2 separate regions of the Homo sapiens genome follow, and region 1 is linked to region 2. Evidence: read pairs that join two places in POLR2A ChIA-PET (ENCODE). Cell type or tissue: OCI-LY7. All regions are shown on one strand. Each heading gives the region's core, and the rest is flanking DNA. Links, peaks and the distances in the headings are about the cores only. Region 1 overlaps PALM2AKAP2 (PALM2 and AKAP2 fusion). Region 2 holds the start of LOC124902244 (a long non-coding RNA gene).

Evidence for each region. Peaks named below come from ENCODE experiments on the same cell type or tissue, not always from the same donor. Only the 100,000 strongest peaks of a DNase experiment are listed, where the experiment ranks them.
Region 1: POLR2A ChIA-PET joins it to region 2 with 11 read pairs; 3 of 35 experiments call an interaction of 5 or more read pairs at or near these places.

The regions. Positions count from the first base shown.
Region 1 is chr9:109,936,993-109,945,327 of GRCh38, reverse strand. The region is part of intron 6 of PALM2AKAP2 (PALM2 and AKAP2 fusion); the gene reads right to left. Among named protein-coding and RNA genes, the nearest start is that of PALM2AKAP2, 160 kb to the right of the region's middle. In OCI-LY7, for the core only: no CTCF peak of the experiment used is centred there; no DNase peak of the experiment used is centred there.
Region 2 is chr9:110,144,633-110,152,967 of GRCh38, reverse strand. All of the region lies in intron 8 of PALM2AKAP2 (PALM2 and AKAP2 fusion), which reads right to left. LOC124902244 (a long non-coding RNA gene) reads right to left here and starts at 3,235. Exons shown (of 2, transcript XR_007061727.1): 1 at 1-3,235. RefSeq lists an enhancer at 4,287-4,536. In OCI-LY7, for the core only: no CTCF peak of the experiment used is centred there; DNase peaks (open chromatin) are centred at 1,617, 3,707, 4,417, 6,407 and 3 weaker places; H3K4me3 peaks cover 7,190 bases; H3K27ac peaks cover 8,000 bases.

The DNA of each region.
Region 1 (8,335 bases), core at 57-8,056, 210 kb after region 2:
ATCTTCAACAGCAGAACTTAGCTCCTTTATTTTTCTCTTCTTTAACGTTTTCTGTTTATGTATAGGTGTAAACAAGATGAGTATAATAAAAATAAAATGACCCATTTTGTGCTCATTAAAATGCAATTATTTCAGAAAATTAACTTTGAAAAGTAAAAACTGATGTTTTTACCTTTCCTATTGAAGTAAATATAATTTCAAGCCAGGAGATTAAAAAAAAGCAATAGATTTAGCACTGAGCAAGCAAAATAGGTCAAATTAGACAGCTTCTATAATAAAATTCTCTCAAGACTATCTTATTTTTTCTGATCTACTTTCCACAGAAGTTAGACTGGATGTAGTATATCATATGTTTTTTCAAAACTATATACTGTGGGACATAATTTTATGAATAATTCATAACAATGCTATAAATGGGCAAATAACTTAAAGTTAAGATAACTCTTATTAAAACCAGTAATCATGTTATATCTTTATTTCATTACTATACTATTGTTATTTTATTAAATTGTTTCCCTTTGGTTTTACTACATATGTGGCTTTTTGCTTTGGGGGAGTGCTGAGAAGGTATTTCAAAAACTGTTCATTGTGTTCTAGATAAAAAATATTCTTTGCTCTTCTGGAATCTCCAGAAGCTAAAAACAAAACAATGCCCTAAGAAGCTCAGCTATGTGCCACTTAATATTTGTTATGAAATTAAGTGCTTAACATTGAGAAGATAGGTCTTTCTTAATTTTTAAAAGTTTTTTAAAGTTTTTTTTTTTGAAGGGCAGATAAACCTACAAGTTGAAGTTACCTAAAACATTCTCTTTCTCATGGGGCCAGAAAGAAAAGAGTATGGATGCAAGGCTTTGTAATCAACTGGGGAGGAGATGAACAGTTAATGCATTACAGCACCATCCATGATGAAGTGGGAGCATCATGGCAACCATTGTAGGTTGGACAGACTGTTTTAGAAATATGGTCACTGCAAAGATACTTCTCAAGATGATCTCCTCATTGAAAATAGATTAACATGACCAGAAAATATCCAGAAAAAAGAAACAATATAAAAATTTACATTTTTTTAAGAGAATAGAAACAAGGCTTGTGAATTTGCCTAAGTTTGGAGATCAATTGCTACTGATGCTTCAAACAATGTTTGTTTCATGTCCTTAGAAATTTTAAAATGGTGCTTCTTATATAAAGGGTTCATCGGTTAAACCATAGAAAGAGAGACAACCGCTGATGGGCAGGTTATGGAATCAGTCCCTACATTTCAGCTGTGACAAGCTCTGGGTTCTTCTACATTGACTTCATTTCAGTTTTAACAGAAAGAAAGCCATGAATGCACAATACTGTAATCTGGAAGCTTATGTAAGGCAGCAAAAAGCATCACCCTAGATCGGACAGACTAAGTAAGGTCCACTTTTGGCTACACTAGCAACCGGCTAGAGCCAACAGCATTTTGCCACACAAGATATAAAAACAAAGATCCACAGCAAAGGAGGCAAGTGAGAAACCAGAGACATGGCAGTGTGTGACTACGTTACAGGAACACACTACAAAATGAAACCCCCAGTGCCAATGGGTTCAATTCCAGTCAAGTGAGTTAAGGCTACCATATCACTGGCTGATACGAAGAGTCCATTCCAATCGAGCAGGAAGGAAGTGATTCACTCTTGAAGACACAAGGAAAGGTTTAGAGGAAAAGCAAGTTCTTGGAGAGAATGAAGCACACACATGCACGTTGTCTCTCAGGTGAGGAAAAGGAAAAAAAATGAGAGAGATCAAAGCAATTCAACTGCAAGGCAAGGCAGGTGTTTGCTTCCAGTTCACAGTATTGCAGTTAGTGGTACAGTGAGGTCTACGTGAGTGGTGGAGAGTACAGGCTGCCCAGAAGAAAGGAGAAGAAAGAAGTGGTCACATGACAACACAGCATTGACAGCGCTTTTTCTTTTGGGTACCTGGGGCTGGCTCTGTAGCTAGGCTCTCTTCCTTCCCTTCTGGGGATGAGGGCTCTGTGGTGTCTGAGACCGGCCTCCCGGACACAAGCTCAGCCGCGTTCCCGTCAATAGTGGACACGTCCGTCACTGTCTTCTCCCTCAATGACTTCTCATCATCTTCATCAATGAGGACCAATTCAGCCTTGATGGTTTCATCATAGCCTAGCACCTTTTTCGTCTCCTCTTCATCCTCGATATTTTGGTAGCCCATAAAAATCATGGTGACGGGCTGATCCAAGTTTGCCTCCGGCCCTGCAGCGCTGGGGGCTTGGGCCTGCTGCCCTGGGTTCCCGGAAGAATGGTCTTTCCTAGACTTATGTACCATTTCTAACTTAGCTTCTTTGCAGAGCATGTGTTCCTTGGGATGGCTGAGGCTCCCATCTGCAATCACAGTCCTTTCAGACACGTGCCCTCCTCCTAAGCTTGATTGTCCAGCCTTCTGAATAAGCTCTTCTACATCCTTTGTGCTTAATTTGTGCACTCCATTTTCTACTACGGTGCCTCCTGAGCGCACCTCATACACTACTTTGGTACCATCATCATAGACTTTGACTCCTTTCTGATGGACCCCCTCTGGGCCAATGGTAGATGTAGAGAGAATCTTGGTCTCTCCTGTTTGTTTGTCTTTCTCCACATTAATTTCCATGGCGTACACAGCTTGAATGAAAACAAGAGAAAGGAAGTGCATGTTACAACAAAAAAAGCCAGTGAATGGTTAATTGCCAAACAGACAAAAAAAAAGGTTTTGTGCCCTTTCTATTCTAACTGCCAAGCATCTTGAGTGTTAGAGTGAGGTGCGCACTGTGAATAAAGATGGTTATATCTGTATTGTAACACAGCAGTTTAATGCACTTGGAAGACAGATGCACGGTTGCTATATCTCAATGGCACTCACACATTTAAGGAAGATCTGCTAAAATAAGGGCACAAGAGACTTTAGATCTTAGTGTGAAGAATTTCATGGAGGCTGGCAACATGCAAACTACCTTGACTGAGGGCTTCCCAGGCTGACAGACAATTTACAAACCCTTGGTTAAAATGTGTTCCAGGTCCAAAATTTTAAATAAATGAAAAAACCTCTTTCATCAAGTGTTTTCGTTTTCTCTACATTTCCACAAAGGTTTTCATAGGTGGGTCATGGCTATCCTCCACTGTACTATACAACAGAATATTTTCAACAATTGAAAAAGCATGGGAGCATTCATATTATGTGCCCTGTGAGTACTTCAGTCACTAAACTAGGTACCTAAAATAAGAACTAAGAAAAGAACAAGACAGAAGTAACATCACATAGGACACTGGAATTTGAAGACAATGATCGCAGAAGGCCTCTTTCATCTTCCATGCACAGAGTGCCAAGTCCTGCTGCCCACAATACCTTTCCCATCTGTTGTCTTCTTTTTGTTCCATTAATACCTTTCCCATCTGTTGTCTTCTTTTTGTTCCATTGCTACTGGTCAATGTAAGACATTCACTTCCTCTTCCCTAGATTGTTGGAAGAGCTTCCTACCTGGTCTCCCCCTCCCCTTGCCCCTGTCTCTCAGTCTTGTATCCTTTCTAATTCATCCCAACTCTTGCTGCCAGTCTGGGGTTGCTAAGGACAGCTCTTTCCTGTCCTATAGACTCTTGTGACACCTCATACTTCCAAACTGGTTTCTTCACAGTCTTCCTGGATGGGAAGAAACTGTGCATCAGGCCCATAGAGCCACCAGGCTCCAGGTGCCCTTTATCTGGATGTGCCACGAACCCATCAAACTCAGCAGCTTCCAAACTGACTCCAGCTTCTTCTATCAAAACTATTCCACAGTCTCCATGCCAAATAACAGCAGCACTGCTACCTAGTCTCTCAAGCCACAGGCCTGAGAATCACACCTGACTTGTTCTTTTCTTCCTACTTTCTTACAGCCAAACACTCACTGACAGTAAATCATTCTACTTCAGATATATCTCATCCATCTCCTCACCACCATTTCTGTCACCAAGGCCTTAGTCCAGGCCCTCCTCTGCTCTCTGCACAACAGCCTTGCTTTTTATTTTACCTAACACTTCTGTCTTCTTGCTCTAGTCTAGAAGACTGCAAACTGTGGCCAGAGGGCCAAAGACAGCCTGAGCCTGTTTCTGTATGGCCAGAGGAGCTAAGAGTGGTTTTACACTTGTAAAGGGTTGTTTCTTTAAAAAAAAAAAAAAAAAAAAAAAAGAAGAGGAAGAAGAAGAAGAAGAGAAGGGGAAGGAGAAGGAAGAAAAAAGAAGAGGAAGGAGAAGAAGAAAGAGAGGGAGGAAAAGATGGGGGAAGGAAAGAGAAAAGAGAAAGAAAACAATTAATGTGTGACAAAGACTATATGGTCCACAAAGTCTAAAATAGTTAAAATCTGGCCATTTATACAAAAATTTTGCCGACCCCTGCCAGCCTGTGCTCCATCCTGCCCACAGTTACTTGAGTCATAAACCCTCTGTTGGTTCCTTGTGTCTTTAGAAAATAAACACCAAACTCCCCAGCATGGCATATAGTTCCCTTCAGGATGTGTCTGCAAACTTCCTTTCTAGCCTTGTCTTGTGGGCTCTCTCATTCTTTACACATTGTGGCCATAACGACTTCTCACTATTCCCAGGACACTCAACTTCCTCCCACGGCTGCTCATCTGTGTGCCTGCTGTCCCTCTGCCTAGATAGCCTTCTGTTGCTCCTCCAAACTTCTAGAGATCTAGCCCATCTGCTTGTCATTGTCTTGAGTCCCTACCTCTTTCTGAATAAGTTCCCTGTGTTAAGAAGATCCAAACTATCTTTTCAACCATATGTTCTAGTGCTCCTTTTCCATTTAGCACAACCAAATAACACCATCCCAGACGTAAATATCTTCTGCTTTTGTTAAGATTCCCTTCTCCTGAAATGTCTTTGTTTTGAGTTTCTACATATCCAAATATGGCCCATTGATTAACGCCAAGGTCAACTGCCTCCTCTTCCATAAGCTTTCTTTGATCCTTCCATCTCTAAGTCATCCCTCTCTTAAAATTTTCTCAATACTTTTTCTAAACTTCTCTGAAGGCTCTTAACAATTACCACTCAGTTGTATAATTATCTGTGGGAATGTTTCATCAGCTTCATAGATTTTTAGGATCTTTTGAGGGTTAGTTTCTTGCCCAACACCTATCCATGATGCCCCCTCCCTGTCAGCACCTACCTTAGAGCCATTTGTATAGCAGGTACCCAATATACACATCTCTCAAACAAAGGCTAATAATTCAAGAGTCTAATATGGTTGTTGTAATCTAGTAACAAATACTTTGTATAATATGACACCAATGAAATGGTACACACAGTAATTAATGTTTGAACTTGTTTGAAAAAATAACAGTGATGATATTGTTCCATCTGCTTGCATAATAAGATACACTCTGTTCCTGGTTAACACTTAACTAAAAAGATTATGAAACAAAATCCCATGTTTGGTTTTCATCAGATCCATTTTGAAAGTTTCACTTGTTCAGCATAAAGATCTCAAGTTTCTTCAAGTGACACAATGGGAGGCCAACCAGCATTTGTCATAGAGGTGCATGGACACACACAATGACTGTGTATCCAAATAAACATTTATCTCAGTTAGTTCCTGATTTCTCACAAAATGTGCCATCAGAAGAATAGAATAGGCATTTAAAATTTGCATGGACTCCAAAAGCCTGTTCTTGAAATATAACACTTATTTTAAAAAGCAGTTTGGGATTAGAATATATCTTATCACTATTAACACACTCATGGGACACAGTTATAAATAAGGAAAGTAATAATTGTTAGTTTGTAGGTACAATATCTTATTATTCTGCAAACATTCAGTTATCTGTGAACAAATCCACACACTGGCCTGCGATCAATACAGAATATGGAACAAAATATTTCTATTTTTATATCCATATGTGATAGGATAAAAATACAAATTATTAACATGGGGATGTTTACAGATATCCCTCTCCCTCTTCCCACCAATGAGAATGCTGATCATTGTTGGTCCAATTTTCTGTCATTTTAATCTTTGCCTGTTCTAGAATCAGAGCCTGGAAGAAAGGAGAGATGATGATGAAAAGTTCTTTGCTGGAAAGGTTAAGTATATCCACATAATACACAAATGAGAAAGAAGGAGTTTAGTGGGAAAGAGAGTAAAAACTGTATGAAATATGCATAGAGAAGGAGTATTTTGTGGTGGTAAATGATGCTTTAGAGCAGGTGATATGTGGAGGAAAGAAAAGTGAATATGAGAATTATTACTTAGTGGAGATATAAATTAGGTCCCTTTTATTTATTTTTTATTATTATTATTATTTTGAGACAGAGTCTTACTCTGTCACCCAGGCCGAAGTGCAGCGGTGCGACTTTGTCTCACTGCAACCTCTGCCTCCCGGGTTCAAGCGATTCTCCTGCCTCAGCCTCCCAAGTAGCTGGGGTTACAGGCATATGCTACCAAGCCTGGCTAATTTTTGTATTTTCAGTAGAGATGGGGTTTCACCATGTTTACCAGGCTAGTCTCAAACTCCTGACCTCAAGCGATCCACCCTCCTCAGCCTCCCAAAGTGCTGAGATTACAGGCGTGAGCTACCGCACCCGGCCAAGGTCCCTTTTAATATCCTTCAGGAGAAATAGTTAAAGAACAGAACACCTTCTTAATGGTTTTTTGGTGTGCAATTTTAAGCTGTAGTTCTTTAAATGTGATATGGCTCTGGGACTGAACCACATGTGACATGGTTTTACTAGGGTTACCTATTTATATTTACATGTTGTACACTATTCTTCCAATATTCCTAGAATATGAGCATAGAATATTTTAAGAATTTTAATATAATTTTATAATAAAATAAACTTAGATATGTTATGTCACAAAATGCATATGTATTTTTTTCCTAGATAAAACATAAGGCTTCAGAGGAACCACAAATCACACTTAAGAGTGTGATTCTACATTCCTTTCTGCATTCACTCTTTCCTCCAGTAAAGAGAACAAAGGCGAACACTTTGAGAAGCTCTGACTTAACCCAAAGGCAATATTTCGTTTTCATGGATACATATATGAGAATGTTATCTAGGCCTTTTAGAAAGCCATGCAAGAGGTGTGAATGTTTAAATGTCATCTTTATGAGTAAGCATTTATATTTTGCTTCAGTTCTCAGCCAATAATATACAAAAGCATGAACTAGAGTGCATATGAACCAATAGGAACATAAGACTTACGTTTTCAGTGCAATGTCTTATTTTTGATGCACAAGATTTTAAAAACTCTTCTACTTCCTGTTGCTGCCAAAAGTTTATACCAATGGCCTCTCACACTTTTCATCCCTTTGTCTCTAACCACAAAGCACAGAGCATACTCTCTAACCTGCCCTGTCTTCTCTCCAGCTTCTCCATGTCAGAGGTACACTACAATTTGTATAATGATGAGGGTCAAAGGGCTTGCTGCCTTTGTTCATCTTATTTAAAAAATGAGGAGGGAGTGCTGTTGAGGGGTGAGGGCTTTCTGGGGAGCCCTGAAAGAAATCTTGAAACATACATGGACATACAGAAAAGTATTTGAAGGAAAGCTCTGGAAATTTTCCTGGATGAAGGACCTGGGGAAGAAGGAAAAGAAATAGAAGACAATTCAATGGAAGTTTCACTGATAGGCTGGCTGAAATCTGGAAGTATGTTTTTATTAAATTATGTATTTAATTATTGATTTCCAAACCCTATATACTGATGACAATGAGATTGGAGTATATAAAGCATATTTGCTACTCCTTCCAAGAAGCCAGCGAGACAGCTGAGTAATATGCTGTTTTTAAGAATTATTTTATTTTATTTTATTTTAATATGCTCTTTTTATTAAAGAGAGTAAGAACGAATGTTGCTAGCTTATTCAAAGGGATACAGATGAATGACTGCATGGATACTTTGATTTTGGGCCTCCGCATTTGGTTTTCTTGGTTCTTGCTCCCTAATAATTCTTTCATCAATAGGGAAACGCCCTGAAGGAGTAGAGACATTAAGTTGAGGTTGAGAATTCCAGTCTCTAGGTTCTGAAAACACCCAGGTGTGGAGCGGAGTGTGAGGCCTCTGGGGAAGGTGCCCACCTAAAAACCAAGGTGGTAGTTTTGAGCAGAGAAGCGATTGCTCTGCAGGGCCCAGAGAGATGGGTCTGAGGAGCAGAGAATGTTTGGTTCTGATTCAGACTTATCCCCCTGGCTCTACACATGCCTGTGTTGCCTGTTGCCTTCACCTTTGGCAGAGTGAAAGCAACTGCAAGGGCTGTAGGGAGCCTAGAGAAGAGGGAACAAGAGTAACCGACACAAGCAAGGCGGGAAGAGCAATGGACATGAATACATTTGAGCATC
Region 2 (8,335 bases), core at 318-8,317:
TATCACAGGTCCCCAGAGAGAGAAGACACTATGCCTCATCCCCAGACTTCCGGCCATCATTCTGGTCAGTATCAAGGGAAGCTAGCTCAGCCAGGCTCCTCTGCTGGGCCCTGTGATCTCTGATGATCCTCCCCAAGTATGGTTCAAACCAGGCACCAGAATTCTGGGTGCCATCTTAGGAATCACACAGGCTGCCAAAAGGCTGGAGAGAAACCTGTTCCACACCTGACAACTTCCTCAGAGGTCCAGAGTTTGCAGCCAGAGGTCCTCTCCATTAGGACGGTGACAGCACTCCGGATGCTCTTCCCCCAATAGTGGACACTGCAGACAGCACCACTGTTTGGGTCTTGAAGATCATTAAATGAATGTGATGCAAATAGTCTGTGCCACAGGCCTGGGAGCTCAATCACATTCTTTTTCATGACCCCATAAGGCCCCTTGAAGTCCCTTGGCCAAGAGGACATGCCCCATTAGACTCCCCAAACCATGATGGTTATCTTTGGTGCTTCTTTTTCACTGATCCAGTGTGCATCTCACCCAGAACTTCCCCAGTAACCCCAGGTCCAGCTTTGCTTACTCCCTCAAACTTTGCTCTGCTATTGGTTTATTCACCTGTAATGATTCAATAGCTTGTGATGCCTGAAATCTGCCCCATTTTCAATGAGAACATCCTGCCATCCAGTTCCTCACCTGCACTGAACACTCTATAGAACACTTTTTTTTCTTTCATTTTTTTGAAATGGAGTCTTGCTCTGTTGCCCAGGCTGGAGTGCAGTGATCTGGGTTCATTGCAACCTCTGCCTCCCAGGTTCAAGCGATTCTCCTGCCTCAGCCTCCTGAGTAGCTGGGATTACAGGCACCCACCACTATGCCTGGCTAATTTTTGTATTTTTACTAGAGACAGGGTTTTACCATGTTGGCCAGGCTGGTCTCGAACTCCTGACCTCAAGTGATCAGTCTGTCTCAGCCACCCAAAGTGCTGGGATTACAGGCATGAGCCACTGTGCCCGGCCAGAACGGCTCTCTTGAAGGACATCGGTCACTATCCTTAAACAACAACATGAACACACAGTGCCATGTAGACCTCAGGGCAGGTCCGTATTGGTCTTGGCTGATGGCCAGCCCTGACATTTACAGAGCAGGGAACAGGTATAATGTGACCTCTATAAGGAACGTAAGGAACCACTACAACAATGTTAGACTGAAATTCCGAGTGGAGGATAGGAAACGTTTAAGTTTATTTCATAAACGTGATCATATTCAAACTATTCCATCTGGAGTAATTTTAGACTTAAGCCTTTGAAGGAGTTTGAGGGTAAGTGGCTTCACTTGGTTGACTCCAAAGATGTGTTTCTAACATTGTGTCCTGTGACCTTAGCTTTGTAGGATAGTTACTTGATGCCTCAAAGAAAAAAATCTTTGGTCAAATTAAGCTTGGGAAACTCTGGGTTAAAGAAAACAAGGAGGGAGAGAGGGATTTGTTTACCAGAGGACTTCTGGTTTTAGTGCTAATATGATTGTGAAGCTCTAATTCAGGAATGGGAGTGCAGCATTTCTTAAGTTTAGTTAACCAGAAAACCTCACTTCATAGAATCTATTAAGTGCCTCAAGAAAAAAAGCCAGGTGCAGAGGCTCATGCCTGTAATCCCAGCACTTCAGGAGGCTGAGGTCAGAGGATCACTTGAGCTCAGGAGTTTGAGACCAGCCTGGTTAACATAGTGAGACCTCATTTTAAAAGTAAGTAAATGAATACAGAAGGGGAAAAAAATTTTAAAGTAAGTAAATGAATACAGAAGGGGAAAAAAGAAGAAAAACAGTTTAGGAAATACTGTTGTCTAATGTACAGTAGTTAACCAGCTTCCAGGGAACTTTTCTGGCCCAAGTTCATTTAATAAGTAAGTATGGGCACACAGCTCATGTACAAGAACGTTCAGCACTGTGTTTTTTTTAACTACACCAAGATATCTTCCTATTGAAGAATGGTTAAGTTAGCTATGGCTCATTTAGGCAATGAAGTATTAGTTAGCCATTATAAATGATGTTTTAGACTCTCAAACTTAGAGGAATGGTTAAGGTCATGAGAAAATATTCAAACTATATTAAGAGAAAAAGCAGACTGCAGAAGTAGATATATTGCAGGAGTTCAAGAGTGCAGGCGGGAGAGCCAGACTGCCTGGGTTCAAATCCTAGTTCACCACTTCTTAACTGTGTGAAAGAAAGCAAAAGTGCATAGCACATGGCAGACACTCAATCAGCATAAGATGAACACTATATGTTGCCTCCTGTGGTGGGCAGAACAATGGCCTCACCAACAATGTCCAAGTCCTAATCCCCAAAACCTGTAATACGTTGCTTTAGAGGTAAAAAGAACTTTGCAGTTGTGATTAAGTTTAGGTACTTGAGATGGGAAAGCTATCCTGAAATATCCAGTTGGGTCTGATGTAATTGTAGGAGGGAACTAGGAGGGTCAGCGAGAGAGAGAGAGAGATCTGAAGATGCTGCACTGCTGGCCTTGAAGATGGAGGAAGGGGCCATGAGCCAAGGAATGTAGGCAGCATACAGAACGAAAGAGGGAAGAAAGTGAACTCTTCCCCAGAGCCACTAGAAGGAACACTACCCACTGACACCTTGATTTTAGCCCAGTCTTAGGTTTGTTTGAGCTGCCATAAAATACCATAGACTGGATGGTTTGAACAACACGCACTTATTTTCTCACAACTTTAGAGTCTGGAAGTCCAAGATCGAGGTGCCAGAATGGTCGGTTTCTGCTGAAGGCTCTCTCCCTGGATTGCAGACAGCTGCCCTCTTGCTGTGTCCACACATGGTGGGGAGAGAAGCTGTCTGATATCTCTTCTTACAAGGGCATTGATCCTGTCATGAGGGCTCCACTCTGTGACTTCATGTAAACCTAATTATATCCCAAAGGGCCCACCTCCAAACACCACCACACTGAGGGTTAAGACTTCAGTATACGAATTTGCGGGACAGGGGTCTCAATTGAGACCAGGCTGGTCTCAATCCTCCTTTTGGATTTCAGGTCTAACTTTTAAAAAGCCAAGAATGGGGATTCCAAAAGTTCTGAAAATTATTTTGGTCAGATAGTCATCCATAGCAGATGAATTTCAGACTTCTGCCTTCTAAAGCTGTAAGATAATGCATGTGTATTTTTAAAAATTATTATTATTAGAGACAAGGTCTCACTATGTTGCCCAGGGCTTGAACTCCTGGGCTCAAGAGATTCTCTAGCCTCAGCTTCCCAAAGTGCTGGCATTACAGGCATGAGCCACTGTGCCTGGCTAAATGCATATTTTTTAAGCTACTATATTTGTGGTAATTTGTCATAGCAGCAATAGAAACGAATGCAAGTATCAACCCAATATTGGCTTCCATGAACCTATGGGCATGGAGAAAATCTAGAAAGGTGGTTATTCCTGGGGGAGTAGGATTATGAATCACTTTTGATTCTTTTTACATTTTTTTCTACAATCAGCACAAATTAATTTTAAAATATAAAACAAACCAGAAAAGTTTTCTTGTAAATATTATTAGCCCACGCTGAGAAAAGCAGGTAAACCTGCTTGCTTTAACTTTTATGGACTAGGCAGATCCACAAGCCCTTCCATCATCCCAGGCGGTGCATACCCAGAGGAGCTCAGAAGGAAAAAAACTGTTCATCTCTGCAATGGTGGTGCTCACAAGACTGTAGCATTGCAAGGTAGACTAAGCAGCAAGGAAGCCCAAAGAGTTTCACTCCAAACTAGCTAGTTTAGTCCCATCATGAGTGGGAAAGCATAAATTGGTGTTTCCTGTTTATTTATCATAAATAGTTATACCACTCTGTGGTCCAGAGAAAGCAAGCCATGCCTTGGCTGTGCTTCTGGATTTTCCAGGCCGGATGGATTTCCCTTGGGCATCTGTGGCGAGCCGTGCTGACAGGAGGCAGAGAAAAGAATCTGCAATTCCTCCCACCCAAAGAACCCGAGAAAAGGCTGCATGCACTCAGAATACAGCTATTGTCATCCCTGACTGTCCAAATCTTCCTTCTGGATTTCAGGTCTAACTTTTAAAAAGCCAGGAATGGGGATTCCAAAAGTCCTGAAAATTTTGGTCAGATATTATGATTTGGGTGATTATTACTCTCTCTATGCATGAAGTCTGAGGTCTTAAATCAAAGAGCCTTTGTTTCCACATTTCTCAAAATAAAAGAAAAAGCCTTCACCCACTCGTATTTAAAAACCAAACTGAACCGAACAAAATCACTCACCAGAGGACATGCCTAAGCCAGGGCCTCCTTCAATGACCTCCTTTCTTCACACAGCATTGGGATAAGGTTGCAAACATCTGAAGCGACCCACAAGTCACCAGAAAGAAATGAGCTCAGACTTGCATTTTCAATTTCGTTTCCTCTCAGTACAAGGGAACATCCTGCTTGTCAGCCCCAGAGTGCACGGACTTGTGCGGTTCCAGCTGTGACCCGCACACCAAGAGCTGGTCCCTTCTTCTTTCATCTCCTCCTTTGAAGGCCCCAGGGGTGGGAGAATGTGATGATATGAATCTTCAGATTATAAACTTAGCTCAGAAATGAGAAATACCACTGCTTGGCAAACAAGTCTGAGAAACTGTCAAATATTATTGCTTAAAGGTAAGTCAAGTTGTTGGATGAGTTGCTGATATTGGGTTTATACCTATGAACACAACTGGAAGATGATGAAAACTCTAGAAGGAAAGAAAGAACTCTGCTCTTACAGGGCAAGCAGAGTTTAAGGCCAAAAAGGAAAAAAGTTAATTAAAACAGTAAGAATGAAAATTATGGTGAATAGTAATTCTCCACCAAGATCCTCTCTTCAAATACATTTCTACTAGCATGGTGGGCTTGGCTGTGTGAAGATTACCTCCCCCCAGAAGGAAAACATTTTTATGGTAATACATGTAATTTTATTCACTCAGTACATTTAATGATGGACTTTTTACTCTTTAGTTTTTCGAATCATAGTGGACTACTGAAAACTCATTATTCCTGACCTCAAGTTTCTAAGAGAAATGTTAATTCTAAGGAAGTAACTGAAAAAAATCCCAGCTAGGAATAGAAAGCAATTTTATCATGTGTGTTCGGTTATTTATTTCAGGCTCACAACTGCTGCAAAAGAGCAACTCACAAATAATTCTACTAAGGCTTTCTGGCCTTTTCTTTCTTTTTAGAGACAGGGTCTTGCTTTGTCACTCAGACTGGAGTTCAGCGGCATGACCATAGCTCACAGCAGCGTTGAACTCAAGCTCAAGCAATCCTCCCACCTCGCCTCCTGAGTAGCTAGGACTAAAGGTACACACCACTAAATTCAGCTATTTTTTCCCCCCGTAGAAACAGGGTCTCACTATATTGCCCAGGTTGGTCTTGAACTTCTGGTCTCAAGCGATCAGCCTCTAAGCTTTTTCTTAAAACAAAAGAGCAACTGTAATGTTGTAATGTTGTAATGACAACAACAATAATAACTCTTACTGGGAGCTTTTTATGTACCAGGCCCTGTCTCAACATTTTTATGAGGTTGGTATAACTTTATTCCTATTTTACTGAGGTTTACAGAGGTGAAGTAAGTTGGTCACAAAGCTAGCAAGTGGTAGTCAGGAATGAAGCTTGAGATATGAATCCAGAGAAGTGACTGTCATATTTTAGCATATATTCTCCCTGACCATCACACATAATTTTTTTTTTTTTTTTTTTGAGACAGAGTCTTGCTTTGTTGCCCAGGTTGGAGTGCAGTAGGGATTGTAGCTCACTACAACCTCCGCCTCCCAGGTTCAGGCGATTCTCCTGCCTCAGCCTCCCGAGTAGCTGGGATTACAGGCATGTGACACCACGCCTGGCTCATTTTTATATTTTTGGTAGACATGGGGTTTCACTGTGTTGACCAGGCTGGTCTCGAACTCCTGACCTCAAGTGATCTGCTGACCTCAGCCTCCCAAAGTGCTGGGATTACAGGCATGAGCCACCTCGCACATAGATTTATACTTGAGTAATGGGAAATAAAAGAGAGACTGGTAATACTTGTGAGTTAGATACACACACATTTTGGGAACCCTTTTAAGTTTACCTTCAAGGCCATGAGAAAGAAAATCTCGTTACAAGAACTACACATATATTCTTTGGTGCTCTAATTGTCTGCCCCATACACTCTCTCCCTGCCCCACCTCACCTCCTAGCCTTCCACCCCATAAGTATGTAGCACACAAAGATCAAATAGATCTGAAATGCCAGTCTCCTTAGGGAAGTACACAGCAAGTAACTATGGCTGGTAAAAGACACAGTCATATTCTGCCCTGAACCCCAGCAGTCACAGAGGACATCCTGCTCCCAAGCCTGGTTTTGATTAGTTCCTATTTCTTACCAAGGAACTTGCAAGAATTAGGTTCTTTGATTCACCTCCTCTCTGTCACCTGAAAACTATGCATCTGTTTTTGTGCATGGCTGAGTCTGATTCCTCATAAGATGCTCCCCTAACTAACTTGCAGCATGGAGAGGCCATGCAGAAGTAGGCAATGAGGACATCACATGGTGGCCCAGCACCAGCAGGAGCCAACCCAGACACACGGATCTATCTGAAGACCCAGCACAATCAGCAGGAACAGCAGAACCTGCTTGTACCAGGGAATTCAGCTGGTGGGGAACGTTCTGCTTTTTCCAAAGTTCTGCTGCCCAGAAGCTGTAACTGCAGGCTTGTCACAGAATAAAGACTTCTGGGCCCATAGGATCTCAAGAGTGAGGCTGGGCTGCACGCGGTGGCTCACGCCTGTAATCCCAAATCCCAGCACTTTGGGAGGCCGAGGCAGGTGGATAACAAGGTCAGGAGATTGAGACCATCCTGGCTAACACGGTGAAACCCCATCTCTACTAAAAATACAAAAAATTAGCTGGACGCGGTGGTGGGCACCTGTAGTCCCAGCTACTCGGGAGGCTGAGGCAGGAGAATGGCGTGAACCTGGGAGGCAGAGCTTGCAGTGAGCCGAGATAGCGCCACTGCACTCCAGACTGGGCGACAGAACGAGACTCCATCTCAAAAAAAAAAAAAAAAAAAAAAAAAGAAGAGTGAGGCTGACAGGCAGGTTTAACCATGGCAGTTGTCTTTTCCAAGCCTTTAAGGGTAATATCTAAAGAGAATGTGGAATTCTATACTTTGAAAAGTCCTGATTTCATTGCACACCTTCACCCCTTGCCAAACATAGCTTCAACATAGTCTTTTCTTACCAATTCCTTTCCAAATGGCATGCATTTTTCAAGAAAACATACTTGCTGGATTTAGATAAAGAGAACACAGGGAAGTCTGGGCCAAGGCAGAAAGATCAATTTTTAAAAGGCAAGGAGAACAGTACGTAGTCATGGTGCTCAATGATCACCAGTCAACTAACTTAGTTGACTTTGACCCTAGTACACCAAAAATGTTCATGTTTAGTTAACAGAATAATGAACACTTATCCCTGCTCATCCTCAAATTTAAAAATTTCTTCCTTGCTTGAGTACCCAGTTCTTTCGAAGTTTTCAAGGAATGAACCTGTTTCTGGAGTAAATGGCAGAGCTTCTTCCTGGGAAATAACTTTCAAAAAGAACTCACAAGAGCAGCTAGGCTAGATGGCTGATGTGGACTAAGTTAGTCCCTTGGCTATCCGCTCAGATCTTTGGACAGCCCGAGTGCTTTTGCCTACTGTAATTTGGGGCATTGGAATTGAGTTCTGAAAGCAGAAAGGAATCATCCTGGGTCACTAGGGAAGCACTGTTTCATGGCCCCTGAGAGTCAAATTTATACACCCAGGCCACCGCAAAAGAAGGATTGCAGAGCCACAGTGGCTCCTAAAAGGAGGATCAAGAAGGACCCAGGAAAATGCAGGGGTTGGGCATAAGATTGGGAAAGGGTAGAGGGAACCTGAGCTACAGGTTGGAGAGAGAAGCTATTACTGTATACCTCATAGAGCAGGCTCAACAAATGGGAAGGAGAAGGTAGGGGAAAGAAGATGGATTTTGGAGACAAATGAGAGCCTGAGTTTGAAACCAGGCTCTCCCATTTTCAAGCTGAGTGACCTTGGGCAACTTAATCTCTCTGGGCTCTAGTAGTAATTCTTTGAAAAAGAATATTATTACAGGTCCACAACTCTTCATATATAATTCCCAAATCCAAAAAACTCTGAAAAGAAAGATTTTTCATAACTTATTTGGCAGCAAAACCTGACATGAGCTGACATGAAGGTCTCCTAGTCTTTACCCACTTAATGTAACTAATTCTTCTTCTCAAGTTTTAGAGTAGAAATTTAATTTGATCACAGGGTGTTGACCCAGAACCTGCCAGTT